Linked DNA regions of Mus musculus: region 2 is linked to region 1. Evidence: chromatin contacts called from ENCODE Hi-C data. All regions are on one chromosome and are shown on one strand. The core of a region is the stretch at or near the end of the contact, and the rest is flanking DNA. Distances in the headings are between cores, read along the strand shown.

Evidence for each region. A loop is a pair of places that touch in the nucleus more often than their neighbours do.
Region 2: a loop to region 1 is called in a map of gastrocnemius, with 8 times the contacts of the local background. The contact joins the promoter of Abhd12 here to the promoter of Kif16bos in region 1. A Hi-C loop is called at or near these places in 2 of 37 maps with a recorded cell type or tissue (T-helper 17 cell and gastrocnemius).

What each region holds. Positions count from the first base shown.
Region 1 is chr2:142,898,697-142,906,640 of GRCm38, reverse strand. It overlaps Kif16bos (kinesin family member 16B, opposite strand), which reads right to left and starts at 3,676. Exons shown (of 2, transcript NR_131921.1): 1 at 3,400-3,676; 2 at 3,069-3,286. It overlaps Kif16b (kinesin family member 16B), which reads left to right and starts at 5,177. Exons shown (of 26, transcript NM_001081133.2): 1 at 5,177-5,316. The coding sequence starts at 5,270.
Region 2 is chr2:150,900,904-150,908,847 of GRCm38, reverse strand. Abhd12 (abhydrolase domain containing 12) reads left to right here and starts at 4,117. Exons shown (of 13, transcript NM_024465.3): 1 at 4,117-4,491. The coding sequence starts at 4,301.

The sequences.
Region 1 (7,944 bases), core at 2,427-4,926:
TGACCATAGGTATAGTTACATGCAATTGAAAACAATCTTTTTCATCTTAGTATATGAAATGACTGTAATTTAGGGTGATCATTTCTATTAAATTGAATCTGCTGCAATTTCTTCATTCACTTTGCTCAAAAAGAAAACTGGTATTCATGATGACCTGCTTATAGCTTCACTGAAATTACTAACCATGACTTTTTTTGGGGGGGAGGGGGTGTGTGATTATCATTACAGTTACCTTATTGCCTAGGTTTTCTTTCAGACTTTAAAGTATGTGTTTCAAATTGCCAGGGTTTTTTTTTTTTTAAAGGTTTAGTATGTCTAGAGAGTCTAACCACTTCTTTAAGTTTCAGAACTTACGAAATAAAAATCATGTTGGATTTGCATTTGGTGTCTAACATTTCTGTTTGTGAAATTATTGTACATTTTTTGAAAACCAAGAAAGTACTTTTGTTTATTGGTTAGCTGTCATCTTGGTTTGTTCCTTTTCTTTTTTTGTTTTTTTTTTTTTTAAGATTTACTTGCTTATTATATGTAAATACACTGTAGCTGTCTTCAGACACACCAGAAGAGAGCATCTGATTACATTACTGATGGTTGTGAGCCAACATGTGGTTGCTGGAATTTGAACTCAGGACCTCCAGAAGAGCAGTCAGTGCTCTTAACCACTTAGCCATCTCTCCTGCCTGGTTTGTTTCTTATTGTTGTGATAAAACAGCATGACCAAAAGGGTGTGTTCATCTTAAACTCTGAGTCACAGTCTATCATTAAGAGAATTGAGGGTGTTGGGCGGTAGAGGAGACACACACCTTTAATCCTAGCACTTCAGGCTGGGGCGGGTGGATCTCTATGAGTTCAGGTCCAGCCTGGAGTACATGCAAAGTTTCTATTTGTTTGTTTATTTATTTGTTTCTTTGTTTGGAACAGGGTTTTACAGTGTAGCCTTGGCTGGCCTGGAGTTCACTATGTAGATTAGGCTGGCCTTGAATTCCTAGAGATCCTCTTTCCTCTTCCTCCAGAGTTCCGGCCCTCATACTGCTTTTTTTGTTTGTTTGTTTTGTTTTGAGACAGGGTTTCTCTGTAGTCTTGACTGTCCTGGAACTCACTTTGTAGACCAGGCTGGCCTCGGACTCAGAAATCTGCCTGTCTCTGCCTCCCAAGTGCTGAGTTTAAAGGCATGCACCACCACTGCCCGGCTCATACTGCTTTCTTATATAATGAAGGACTACCTATCCCGGGTGACTCCACAGTGGGCTGAGTCTGTCCATATTAGTCAAGAAAATGCCCCACAGACTTGCCCACAGGCCAGTCTGATAAAAGTTTTCTTTTACTCCTAAGCTATGTTTAAATTTAAGGTTTTTTTTTTTTTTTTTTTTTTTTTAATCTAACCAGAACAACTCAACTAAATTCAACTTCAGCTTCTCCTGTAAGACATCCCTCAAAGGAGATATTAAGCATACTTTTGTGGCCGGGCAGTGGTGGCACATGCCTTTAATCCCAGCACTTGGGAGGCTGAGGCAGGCAGATTTCTGAGTTCGAGGCCAGCCTGGTCTACAGAGTGAGTTCCAGGACAGCCAGGGCTACACAGAGAAGCCCTGTCTCAAAAACCAAAACAAAACAAAAAACCCAAAACAACAACAACAACAACAACAAAAGCATACCTACCGTGTGAATAATGCTTATAGTACTTATGTATCACTTATTACATAAAGGTGTTTATGAGATGTCAGTTATGTCTTAAGACCCAATTTAAATATGTTTATCAAAGTTGTAAAAATGTCCTATTTGTGAAAGAGTAAGTCAATTTTACTCTCTAGAGTCTAGAAAAAGAATAAAGTATAGCTAATGGGTCCATAGTATTTTCCTTCTGATGAGGCTTTTCCCAGATGATTTAAATGCTTTGAAGTGAAATCAACATAGTGTTTTGGGTTTTCTCACTTTGTACTGAAGTTGTTAAGACTTAGGGACTGTAAATCACCAATACCTATTTGGAAATGATAAGGTCGCTTAAGAACCAGCAAGAAGGGGCTGGCGAGATGGCTCAGTGGGTAAGAGCACTGACTGCCCTTCTGAAGGTCCTGAATTCAAATCCCAGCAACCCCATGGTGGCTCACAACCACCCATAATGAGATCTGGTGCATTTGAAGATAGCTACAGTGTATTATTATAATAATAAATAAATCTTAAAAAAAAAGGACCAGCAAGAAATTCAACAATAAATGAAGTTCAGAATGTTACTGCAAAACAGTCACCTCCTGCCTACACACACACACACACACACACACACACACACGCCTTTACATATTCATGCCTGACTTACTTTTGAATGTGTGTGTGTAGTGTGCACCTGTGCTGGCAGAGGCTGGGAAAGAACATTCGATCACCTAGAGTTACAGATGGTTGTAAACTGCCCGATGTAGGAGCGGAGAACGGAGTCCCCATCCTCTGCAAAAGCATCAAGTGCTCTTAACTGGCAAGAGTCATCGCTCCAGCCCCAGAATAACTGTTTTACATCCATCATGTAAACGATATGAGATCCAAAACAAAAACCAATGTTTCTGAACAAGAACCACAGTATAGAAAATAAATATAATGAAGTTATGTGTCCTTTTGTTAAATAACAAGTTATAGTATCAGCTTCACAACTGGCCTAATTTCAAAGTCAAAATAAAAAAGGAAGAACAATCTGAGAGAGCTGCAACAGTCCCTAAATATCTGTGATTTCCAGTATCATCAAAATTTCAGATGTTACTACAGCTGCACATTTTATTTTAATTAGAGGAGACTATATAGAGGTAATCCCCCCCCCCCCATACACGTTCAGGAGCTTTAAGAGACTTTATTTGGTGATTCTTCTGAGTAACAGTTCTCCTGGCAGTTGTCCTTACCAAACTGATGCTGTGCTTAGCAGTTAGTCAATGGGGAGCCTCACGCGGGGAGCCTCACACTTGACTTCCGGAGGAAGCTTCTGTGCAGGTTAAGTCCTGGAAGACTTTAAAAAGTCTAAAATTTCTAAAGACAGAAACAAATGAAAGGGGTACCAGAGATTCATTGGAATTTGAGAAGATGAGCAAGCCCTTAAAAACCTTCCTGTTTATTCATTTTTCTTGGTGCAGAGAGTAAATTAATCAAGGGGTGGCTGTTCAGTCATTTCTCTGGCGAGAAACCTCGCTGCTTCTAGTTTAAAATCCGCAGGCTTGCTGTTCGTGTTCCGTGGGCCGCAGCACTTTGTCGGTTGTGTCAAATCGCAAGGTGGTGTTGGAATCAGAGGATTATGTACACGTGTAGGCTGCTGGAAATTATGGATAGAATGGCCTGCATAAGCCCAAACTGGACAAGCAAAACCTCCAGGAACAGGAACTCACATTAACAAGTGATTTGCAGTTGAGTGCAGAATTCGCACACCTGTTCTTGGTTGTCTTGGTTGCTCTCAGCGACTCTACAGCTGGTAGGGTGTTGAAGCCCTGCCCGCCCGAGAGCGCACCCTACACAGTTTGTCCCCAAGCAGCTCCCATATACGGCGGGCTCCGCCCCTGCCCGTGGCTGCCACAGCCGGGTGCAGCCTGGCTGGCGGCTGTGCCTGGACCCGCCCGCTGCTTCTGCTATTGCGCATGCGCCCCATTTTCAACCCTCCGAGTTTTCCCGCCCTTGATTGGCTGACTCTGCGCCCATTTCTAAACTTGTAAGCGCCTTAGTCCAGGCTTTGTAGGACTCCGAACAAAGGGGACGTTCTGATTCTACCCTACCTTGAAGGGTTCTAGGAAAGCTGAGATGAGGACTCCTGGTACTAGTGGACCACACATTGGCCGTCGTATTATTTCACTTAGTCTATTATTAAACCCTTGGAGTTCCAGTTTAGCAGGCGAGGCAGACTGGAAGACTCAAAGCTAGTATTGGAGTTCGAGCCAAAAACCCGGGAGACTTTTTCGGCTCCCCTCAGGGACTTAAGCAGCATCACATCTAAGCTTTCTAGAGACCATTTGAACCGAAGTCATCTGCCCGGGAGTGAAATAATAGCGGGGATATGCTGGTCTTGAGGACAGAATGTTCCATTGTGGTCGTTAGAGACCTCGAGGGTGAGGAGGAGCAAGTCAGTAGGCTTGCTTTATACTCCATCAGCAAGTGCAAAGGCAGGAGATCAGGGTCCAGGAGGAAGGCTGGTCTGTAAGTTTTGAGCGACCCTGACTGGGGCAGGAGGAAGATAGTTGATACTGGAGTTTTTGTGTCCAGCAGGTGACTTACAGGTGAAGGCATAGGGTTAACTGAATGAATTTACAGGGAGATAGCCCGGTAAGAAATCACTGATGCCAGGGGCTTTAGCTCATAAAAAAAAAGGGAAGAATAAGAAGAAGAAGGAGAAGGAGAAGGAGGAGAAGGAGGAGAAGGAGGAGGAGGAGGAGGAGGAGGAGGAGGAGGAGGAGGAGGAGGAGGAGGAGGAGAAGGAGAAGAAGAAGAAGAAGAAGAAGAAGAAGAAGAAGAAGAAGAAGAAGAAGAAGAAGAAGAAGAAGAAGAAGAAGAAGAAGAAGAAAGAAAGAAAGAAAGAAGAAAGCGGGTGTCCTCACTTTTGATCCAATGACTAAAGTTAAATTGCTAAACTGTCCCCAAAATGCAAAAACTCCCTTTAGATATGATTCCAACCAATATAACGACATTTCTATCTGCCTAAAAAAATCCTCGATCCTTTGTTTTCTTGGTACCCTAAATTTTGTGGTTCAGAACACATGCTTAGAACTCTTTGAAGAAACAGAGCAGTCCCTCAGAGTTCTCCACGACCTTTCGCTTCTCAACAAGACAGATGAGTTGACGAGCACGGGCCGTATAAAGTCAGGACCATGTTATTGGTTGCAATGCTCGTTTTCGGTAGTCCATTCCTCGGTTTCCTTGAGAATGCTCTAAATGCAGTGATCGTCCTGGGCCTGACTGGGTTTGACTTTCCGAGTTAGAGACAGCACAGCCGGTTGCCATTGACTTCGAGGTGGGGCTGCGCTGGGGCGTGGCCACCGAAGAGGCGGGGCCCAGACTTCCGGGCCCCGCCCCTTCGCGCCGTAGGCAGCTGCCAAACCCCGGTGCGTGGATCACGCGGGCCGGAGCCGCTCTGGGCATGCTCAGTGGCCTGGCAGGTGTGGCCGCCTAGCAACTCCAGGTCGGCCCTAGCCGAGGGGCGGGTGAGAGGGAAGTGGGCGGGGGCGCGGGCACGGGCACAGTCGCTGGAGTGGCCGGCGGCCGCGGGGCGCAGGCCTGTTGGAAGCCCCCGCGGGCCGGGCCGGGATGAGCTATGGCATCGGTCAAGGTGGCCGTGAGAGTCCGGCCCATGAATCGCAGGTGAGTGGGGCCTCCCGCCCCCCACCCTCGCCACACCCCAACCCCGGGCAGCCCCGCTCAGAGGCCGGTCTGGATTGAAAGGGACAAACCCCTGACCCACCTGGCCGTGCCAGTGGCCTTGGCGGTCCTGAAGGGCAAAGCTCTCCCGCGTTGAAGGGGACTCTGAGGGGAAGTGTCCGCGAGGCCGGGGAGATTTCCATGTACAGTCCCCATCCCAGAACGTGAGGCTCTCTTGCTCGCCCTTTAAAAAAAAAACACCAAGGAACCACGTTGGTGAAGTGAAATACTTGGGGGCGATCATGGAAGTGTGAGGGGTTCCCCGAGCTGTCAGACACACGCTCACTTGTGCCAACTCCAAAGTCTCTGTTAATCATGTTACCTTCTAATCTGGAGAGAATTTTCAGGTCCTTGAACGTGAACCCATCGTCTAAACAGAAAGTTAGCAGTTCATAAGTTAAGGTTTACATGGGGGATGAGGAAACTTCAACAAAGTTTTGACTCCTCGAAAGGAGAGTTACGTACGTGCACGTGTTTGACTCAAGTTAAGGGGGCACAAAGTGAGAACACACTTAGTGTGTAACCTCTTATATTTTTCCTACAAAGTAGTGCCTTGCATCGTGACTCTCCTCTCCTCATTGACTGAAAACCATTTTCAGCGACTTCCTCATCAGTTCAGAAAGAAGCTTTGAGAAAGTTAACTTTTGAGAAGGTTAAATGGGCTTAACCAGAGAATGACGTGCATATAAGTGAATGCCCTCCAAGTTGACGGGCGTAGGGCACACAAAGCAGTTCGTGTTTATTGCTGTTTCAGTTCTTGGACATTTGACTTGCCATATGGCTGTTCTCCCTTAGTCATGCTGTCTACTTCAGGAGGTCAGTGTTTGTTGGTTCTGACAGCCAGTTAGGGCAGCAGATTTTACTGGACTCTCCTGAGTCTATTTTTTTTTTTTTTTTTTTATCTTCAAGTAGAAGAACCATTATCATGCTGTAGATCCATAAATACCAGTGCTTTTGAAAGTCAGTGCATTTTGTGTGTGATTTTCAAATTACCTCTAAAACTTTTTAGGGAGTTTGACTTGTGTGTGTGAGTGAGTGAGTGTGTGTGTGTGTGTGTGTGTGTGTGTGTGAGTCTCAGGAGAATATTTGTTTCTTCACATACCCAATCAATACAAGATAAATAGACCCCTGGAGTCTTTTAAATGTTTTGTTTCTATTTTTAAGCATTTATATTATAAAAGGTTTTGTTTGTTTGTTTGGTTTTATTTATTTGCTTATTTATTTGTTTTTGGTTTTTTGAGACAAGGTTTCTCTGTGTAGCCCTGGCTGTCCTGAAACTCACTCTGTAGACCAGGCTGGCCTCAAACTCAGAAATCTGCCTGCCTCTGCTTCCCTAGTGCTGGGATTAAAGGCATGCGCCACCACTGCCCGGCAAGAGTTTTTTTTGTTTGTTTGTTTGTTTGTTTGTTTGTTTGTTTTTTTTCGAGACGGTTTCTCTGTGTAGCCCTGGCTGTCCTGGAACTCACTTTGTAGACCAGGCTGGCCTCGAACTCAGAAATCCGCCTGCCTCTGCCTCCCGAGTGTTGGGATTAAAGGCGTGTGCCACCACGCCCATCGAGTTCTCTTTTTGAACAATGTGAACATATGCTAGAAAATAGTATCAGATAACTTTAGAAAACACTTACTAAATATGGGTAGATGTAAGTGTCTTTTAGGAGTGTAGTGTCTAATGAGGGAAGGATGATGAAATTCATCAGTCTGGACTTTGTAGAAGGGGTGCTGTGTGTTCAGGGCCTTGTCAGAATAGGCCTCGAGTCCAGGCCCGTGGAGGCAGAAAACCATTACAGAAGCCTTATGATTTGAGTAGGCAGGCAGGTAGGATCTGTGCCCAGCAAGTAATGCTGGTGACATCAGGATTGGGACAAAAGCTAAGGAAGCAGTGATCTGGACAAGGGGTGGAGATGGGAAGGTGGATTGGATACACCAAGACAGTTTCCTGGTATCTTGGTAAAATTTGGTGACTTACTGCATGGGAAGGAGCAGGAATAGGGAGACTCCGAGAGTCATTAGCTTAAGTGGTCAAAGAGCTGGAAAGATTTGAGGAGAGGACATAATGAAGTTGAGAGCATCCTTAGCCATTCCAGTGTTCATGAAGTGCAGGAAGTATGAGTTACCAACTCAGCGTTTAGACAGTGAGTGTTGCATGCTTGTTTAATTTGAATCTTTGAATCATGTTTCTGTTCCGGGTGGTTGGTTGGAATCCTGGTTAAGTCTTGATACTTCTATGATTATCATGTGGAAATCTATCTATACAGGAGAATGGGAGTCAGGGATTGGATGGCTGGATATGTCTGTCCTTAGGATTCCAAGTAGAAGAAGGGCTTGCTGTCATGGAAATGAGCCAGAGTCCCTGTAGGCTGTAGTGGCTGTTGGTATCAAATGTTACTAAGATGAAGGCGGTTCTTGGTCAAAGAGGTGAGGATACTGGTAACTATCCTGAGAGTAGTTTCTGGAGCCAGTTATCCAGAAAATGGCAGTGAAGTAGAGACACGCTAATGGCAACTTAAAGCATGTGACCTAATTCCTAAGTCCTGCAAGGTATCATGGTGATTGGAAGTAACTGTTTTTACC
Region 2 (7,944 bases), core at 2,868-5,367, 8.0 Mb before region 1:
ACTCTCTGCAGGTCACATGGCTCATAAACTGACTAGAATGGGATCTCTATGCTTCGCACTTTCTGCTCTGGCACTTTTTGATTTTAAAACAGTTAAAAATATTCACAAACTGGAAAATGTCGCAGATAACAGCAGTTTTAAAATTGGTTCTGAACTGATGGTGGAATGCCTGCAATCCCAGAACTTTTGTGACAGAGAAAGATTACTTCAATTCAGTTCAGGAGTTCTAAAGGAGCCCATCTTAAAAACAAACAAACAAAAAACAGTAAAAATACTCTTGATTTGCCTTCTGTTTCTGTGATAAGACACCATGACCAAAGATAAACTAAAAAGGAAAGGGCTAATTTCAGCTTGCAGTTGTAGTTCCATGCCATAAAGGGTATTCAGGGCAGGAACTCAGAGATCCTGGAAGAAGGCTGCTTACTGGCTTCCCATGGCTTCCCAGGCCTTGGGGTGACACTCCCCTTAGTGGTCTGGGCTGTCCCAAGTCAATTATTAATTAAGAATACTCCTACAGAGTGGCCAAGCGATTCTGATGAAGGCAGTTCCTCAAGATTCCCTCTTCCCAGATATAATTACGTTTGTGTCAAGTAGACAAAAATTCTCTAACCTTCACAACCCAAGATAAAACCATACCATAAAACCTACTTGTTTCATTCACACCCACACCCACCCCCTTTGAAATTGGGTCTTACTGTGTTGACCAGGCTGACCTCAGAGTCATAGAAATCCACCTGCCTCTGTCTCCTGGGTGCTGGAATGAAAGGTGTGTGCCACATTGCCTTACTATTTAGCTGATTTTTGAAAAAAGTGTTAACGTCTATAAAACAATAATAGATTTTTGTCTTGTTCTTTTGCAAATGTAGCTAACAAGACTGTTAGAGTAACTGGACAATGTTGAGAGAGGTGTTTCAGAGAGAGGTCCTGAGACAAACTGTTCTTCAAGTGAGAGCTTTGCTACTTATCAATTCACATACAGTATGGTAGGGCTCTGAAGAGGGGTACTTCGGTTCCACCAAACTAAGCAGAGATCCTAGAAAAAAAGTTGCAGAGGGAGGAGGTGGTCCAAAGCCACAAGGTAGTAGGCATGGAAAGTACCTCATGCTACATGCTAGCTGCTTAAAGTCAGTTTGCCTCTATTTCTGGGTCAGCTGGGGAAGGCAAGATTTTGTGACTTCAGAGTCAAAGCACTGGTCTGTCATATTCCTGTAGCTGTTCCTGGAGGAAGGGAGGCTGCTTGGAGTGTGGCGTGATCTGTTAAGGCTGCAAACAGGACAATGCCCCCACTTTAAAAAGAAACCACTTGTTGAGGTGTTTGTTGTGCCTCATGTCTGTAATGCTATCACTCCAGGTGCTGAAGCAAGAGTATTCCAGAGAGTTCCAGGCCAACCTGGGCTAGAGTATGAGACCCTGTCTCAGAAAGCAACAGATAGGTAAGTAGGTAGATAGCTAAATAAATAGGGATTTTCTTTTTATGTCAATTAGGGATACTTAGGTACTATAGTGTCTATTAAACTCTCAAAATACTGCTATAGGATTATGATTCACAAACCAGTAGTTTCATCCATGTCTAGTTTCAATTTCAGCTAGGAGGTGAGTCTTTTATTGACCTTTAGACTTCTTTACTTTTAAAATGGGAACAGTAGAATACCCATGCGCAGCCTTGATGATTCTATCTTTCCTTCAGCAAATATTTATGAAGTGTGTACTATGAGCCAAGCATTGGTCCGGATACTGAAGATAATGCAGTAAACAAGGTCCTTTCTTGGAGTCTATCTTGCAGTGTGGAAAACATCAATACAGATAAAGATGTATCAATGTCAAGTATTTTGGTGCTACGCACTAGCCAGGATAAACCCAGAAAGGTGAACGCAGCAAAAATGAGAAGGTCTGAGAGTTCTGAGTAAGTGTTCGGCAAACATAACTCTCATAGGGCAGGGGTGTAACTCTGTAGATAGTAGGCTTTAGGAAGGCAGGGTTTTTCAACAAGAATCAAAGTGTAAAGGTCTTGGGGAGGGGCTGTGTAGCTTTGTGAAGGACCATGAGAGAGGCAGTGATCCTGGGAGAAGTTTGATCCTGAGAAGTGGGGCTGGAGCTCTGTCAGGTAGGCTATTGTAGAGCCTTTTGGATACAAGCTTCCAGTTTTGAGAGAGGTGGGAACCAACCAAAGGGTTTTTAGTGACAGATTCAGTTCTGTGGCAGATGTTAGACAGAAGGAAGCAAAACAAAAGTGAAGGCAAGAGGCCTCTTAGACCTTTAAGGAAATCCAAGTGAGGAATGATGGCTGTTTGTTTGGTCCAAGGTGGGGATTGGTGGAGGAGATAGGAACTGGTTAGAGGCTGGATTTTTGATACAGGGCTGATGTAAAACTTGATGACGGGTGTGGTGTCATAAAAAAAGAAAAAAAAAAGGAAAAATCAAGGATGAAACCAGAGTCTTGACTCCAAGAAAGCCAAGGATGGAGTTCCCATTCATTTCTTGGGAGGGAAAGGGGATGAGCTAGGAGGGTTGAGTGCCTATTAGACGTCAACAAGAAGTAGAACATTTGATAAAGAGCCTTAGATCTAGAAAGGGTATGACCCAGAGATACAATGGGAGCGTACCCAGTGTGGAAGCATATTTAAACATTAGGAGACCAAGAGATAAGGATCATATTGACAAAATCTAGCTCTACACCCTCTCTGTCTCCTCCCTCCAGTTCTTCCCCTCCTCCTCTTCTTCCTCCTCCCCCCCCCCTCCTCTGTATAATGGAACCCCAATCCTCAGGTATACTGAGGAAATGCTATCACTGAGCTATATTCAGCTCTTTTTATTTGTGTTATTTTGAGACAGAAGCCGCTAAATTGCCTGGGTTGGCCTCCAATCTGCAACCCTCCTGATGTCAGCTTCTGTAATAACTTCAGGCATGTCCTACCAGGGCTATTTGTTCTTTTGTTTTTCTATAAAGATTTTATGACTGATAGGTCAAAACTATCTTTAAGCATTTAATTTCCTTTTTGAATATTCAAATCTATAGTACTATTTTGTTGATGTTTTAAAGACTGTAGATATTCATACAGTATGAACATAGGTTATAATATAGCAAAAATGGTAAAGAAATTCTTGAATTGCAAGTTGTAACTATCATTACAAAGGCAACAACATAATCCATTACATTTCTAAGTTCCTATTAAATCTTTATCAGTTGCCAATATTTTTCAAACTGATTACATGCATGTTGAAATTACAAAAGTAACTCATTAGTAAAATGCATGCTATATCAAACAAAACAAAAACTATTAAAAGCTACAACGTGTCCTTTCATTTTTTTTCAGGTGGATTGAATTATTAAATTTGGATGTCAGAGTGCAAATTCCTCTTTGAAACGGATTTCCTTGCCTTCTTACCAGTCCTAATCGTTCTTATGAAGATCCAAACTTTAATAGAAGACTTCAAAGCATACGCAGGCAGTTCATTTTCTTACATTCAGCGAAAGAAAAAGTGAATATATGGGAGGCAGAGGCAGGCGGATTTCTCAGTTCGAGGCCAGCCTGGTCTACAAAGTAAGTTCCAGGACAGCCAGGGCTACACAGAGAAACCCTGACTCGAAAAGACAAAAAAAAAAAAAAAAAAGTAAATATAAACTTGTTTAAACAATACATTAGCTACTGGAGTCTCTCTCTCTCTGTAAAGCTTTTTTGTTGAGTATATCAAATCTAGAGAACATCTGGGGCTCTAGCTTTTTAGGGGCGCCAAATGCCCTAAAGAGGGAGTAGAGAGAGCCTATTTTGCCCAGCAAACGGAGCTAGTGCCCTCAAGGACTCCCTAGCACCCTCCCCATTCGGACCACTTAGATCTTAGATAGGGCCTGCCTCAGTTCGTAGGCAGAGGGCACCTGAGTTGCACCTAAAGCAACCCAGCAGGAGAATCCAAACTGGCCCTAATCCGTTTCGTAAACGCACTAAGACCCTTCAGACTAGCCCTGCCCTGAAAATGACCCGCAGTTTCAGCTTATTCCGCCCTTCTCCAAGATGGCTGTGGCTGGCGCTGGGGATGCTGGGCGCGCTGCTTGTGAAGCGGAGCTGCCGGGGGCGTGTCTGGGGCGGGGCTTCCTGGACTCGTGCGCTGATTGGCCGCGGTGGCCGACCGGCCTCCGGCGCTGGTCCATAGCGGGCGCCGCGGCCTGGGGCTGGGATGTGACCCGCAGTGGGCTCCCGGCTCCGGGTGGTGACGGCTGTGAGCGGCGGCGACTGCAGCGAGGTCGGCGCAGGCGGGCGGGCGAAACCAGGGCGCCGAGAGCTGCTGCCGACAGGGCCGCGGGATGAGGAAGCGGACCGAGCCCGTCACCTTGGAGCATGAGCGCTGCGCCGCCTCAGGCTCGTCCTCCTCCGGCTCGGCCGCCGCGGCGCTGGACGCCGACTGCAGCTTGAAGCAGAACCTGCGTCTGGCGGGCAAGGGGACGGCAGAGCCGCACAGCGCATCCGACGCGGGCATGAAGCGGGCGCTGGGCAGGTGAGATGCGGTGCAGACACGCGCGGGCCCCTCACCTGGAGGGCAGGTAGTCCCAGGCTCCCACCTTCAGAGATCTGCTGCGGGAGCATCACACGGTTCCATCCTCCCGGCGTCCTCTTCGACCCTTCTAAAGACTACCTCCCCTCGTCTGGCCCGCAGGGACCGTCCAACCCCATTCTTTCCTCCAAACATCTGCCTCTGGAGCTCTCCTTCAACCCCCATCTCACCCTCCCACCCCCTCCACGAGCTGCTCACTAACCCACCCAGCACCCTGGCTGGCATCCTTATCAGGTTAGCCTGCAGAGATACTTAGTGGTTGAGTCCATAGTAATCAGGGGCCCAGTATTCCTGACTGGCTCTGGAAAGAGTCTCCCGAGGAGTTTGAAAGGCTGCCCTTAAGAAGAGGACCACGCAGGGTGAACGGCAAGACCAAAGACCCTGCAAGTGCTCTTAGCCAGTTCACCTGCTTTGCCTTGACCGTATATGGAGCTCAGTAGCAACTCTCCTGTCTGGTCCTTCCCTTCGCTAGCTAATCGCAGGTCAGAGCTGCATTCACCGACCCCCTTTCAAGGGTTAAGCCGTTTTCAGAATCCAAAGGAAAGGATGGATGGATGCATCCATTCTCAGCTGTTGGAGAGAACTGGTGGTTGTCTATGCAGGTAGTTAGTTACAAAGCACTTGAAATCTGCACAGGAATTGGTCATTGAAAATTACTCTGTAAGGTCCTGGAATCTTCTGGGATTGGTCGGTGAGTTAGACTTGCATCCTTCTTTTAGGATGGAGAAGAGGCAGTTATGTAAAGCTGATCTCAAAATTGAGTAGCCTGTTTTATATAGGAATAGGTTTCTTTCCCTCTATCTGGTTTCTTAATTTGATAGTTTGTAGACTATTATCTCTGTTGGCAGTTTTGAAGCCTTGATAGTGTATGACCAGAAATATTAGTTTGCAATGTTCCTAAGTCAGGAGTTGTAGCAGTCATTTCTTTTTGCATCAATTGATCGTTTGTTGTATATGTTAAACATTTACCCAAGAAAGAAAATCAGAGCTTGAAGCTCTGTGCTTAAAAGATCATGAACTTCAACTACCGAGATCTTTAAGTCAGTGATTCTCCATCTTGCAGAAAGACCAGAACTGGCTGTTTGTAGGTAAAATTTACTACCAGAGCGTGGGTGAGATTGCTGATCTGGGGAAGGCTCCTGCCATCAGGCCTAATGACCTGAGATCTATCCTTCTTGTGACTTAATGGTGAAAGGAGAGAACTGTCTCCCATAAGTTGGCTTTTGACCTCCATGCAGACCACCTCACATACATGCACACAAAATAAATGGATAGCATGTAATTAAAAATGAACTAGCAGGTGATCAATCTTTTGAAAGACTTATGTACTCTTTACTTTGTCTTAAGAAAAGTTTACCTTCTTTAAAATCCCTTGATAATTCGATTGCACTTTTATTCATATGCTTTGCATATAGCTTAGATAACTTAGAAATTCTTTCGTTGAAAAAAAATCAAATTGCTATGTACAGCCATGTTTGGGAGGCCAGCAGGAATACTGCTCTGACACCTTCCTTGCATTAAAAGGACCTGATTGATATTGTAGTACAAAGAGAATCATTCAGATGGTGCCCACATCCTCTGAATGAACAGAGGCTTTGGGGGAATAAAGCATAATGAAGGAAGGCCAGATCGGACCGGACCATTACTCCATAGTTGTTTTCCCCTGTTGCCTTGGCCAGGCTTTCTGGCGCTTCACTCAGGCCAGCCCAGCGCAGCCCTGTTTACCGTCTTACTTACCTGACTTTGTAACGCATGAATACTTGTTGAGTTGTTTTACCTGTCTCCTCCCCAACAAGAATGGAAATGCAATGAGAGTAGGTTGCTCTCTCCACCTCTGCATTCCCAGGGCATGCCAAGAGATAGCAAACAAACAAACAAGCAAACAAATAAAATTTAAAAAGCCCGTTGAGTAAGTGAGTATCTACGGAATAAATTCCTAGAAGTGGAGTTGCTGGCCGGAGGGTGTGTTGATAACTAGCAGGTAAAGCCAAAGTCCGCACTGAAGAATTAGTACTGATCGTGACCTCTGTCAGTGTAGGTTGCCTGCTCCTAAGACATTTGGACCTTGCTTATTTCTTTTAACTCTTCTTTTTGGATACTTGTAGCGACATGCAAGTGGATAAAATCTTCTGATGGCCCTCTATCTGTCACACACTTTTAAGCTGTCACTGTTTAGCATCTAGAATCATTCCTCTTCTCGCCATTTTTTCCCCTCAGGGTGGGAACTAGACTATTTTTGAGCAGATTTTATTTATAAGTACTTTAGAATTACTTGAATGAAAAGAAGTGATTTGAAACAATGTAATAGTGGGGTATCATATATCAGCTATGTATAACATCCAGTCTGCACAGCCATTTCCTAAAATCTCAGAAATGCCTTACTGATTACTTTATCTTAAAATTCTGTTTTTCTTTTTCTTTGTTCCCTATGTACTTCCTTTAGAAAAATTCTATACACTCTTTTTATTTATTTATGATTTTGTGTATGTATGATTTGTGTGTGGAATTACTTGTGTAATGTAAAGGTCAGAGGACAATTTCAGGAAATTTGTTTTCCCTTCTACTTTTATGTAGGTTCTGCTGTTGAACTCAGTTCTCCAACACCCCTTTACTGGATAAGTCATCTTGCTGGCCTCTCTCCTATGCATTTTTATCCTAATTATTTCTTTTGTTGTTGTTGTTGAAAATAGGATTCTTTATCATAGCATGTATTCTTATTGTTTTAGCTCATAACTAGTAACATTATTTCTCATGGTTTTTACAGTCCATTCTCTTTGGTCTTCTAAGTCTTCTGTGATGACAACTGTAAGTAATAAGAATTTTGTCCCTTGTCTTCAAATTTTTATGTCACTTGTTTCCGTCTCTTTCCTGATGCATGGTATATCCTGACAGAAAGCCAAGTACTATCCATGATTCTGGACATCTTTGACTAGTCCATGACTTTACTGACAGCCAAGAACTGTGGGTGATACCGGGTACCTTGACTAGTTCATGACTTTATTACAGTTAAGTGCTATGTCTGATACTGGGCACTTTCATGCTTTTACTGATAGTGTTTTTGATGGTTTGTTTGTTTGTTTGTTTTTGGTTTTTGCCATTAAATGTAATGCTAGTTCTTTTGCTAAGGAGTTTGTTGCTGGTGTTTTTTTTTTTTTTGTTGTTTTGTTTTTTTTTTTTAATGGTAGCTGGATTTTTAAGTGCCATTTGTGTGGGGTGGTTTTTTTTTTGTTTTGTTTTGTTTTTTTTAAATATGGTCTAATCAACTTAAAAACAAAACCAAAAAATCCCACTGTAGCTAATTCAGATGGAAAAAAATTTGAGACCAAAAGCCCCCATTTTGTTTGTTTTAAGTTCTGGGTGGGCCAAAGGGTGATTTTTTTTTGAAGGTAAATATTT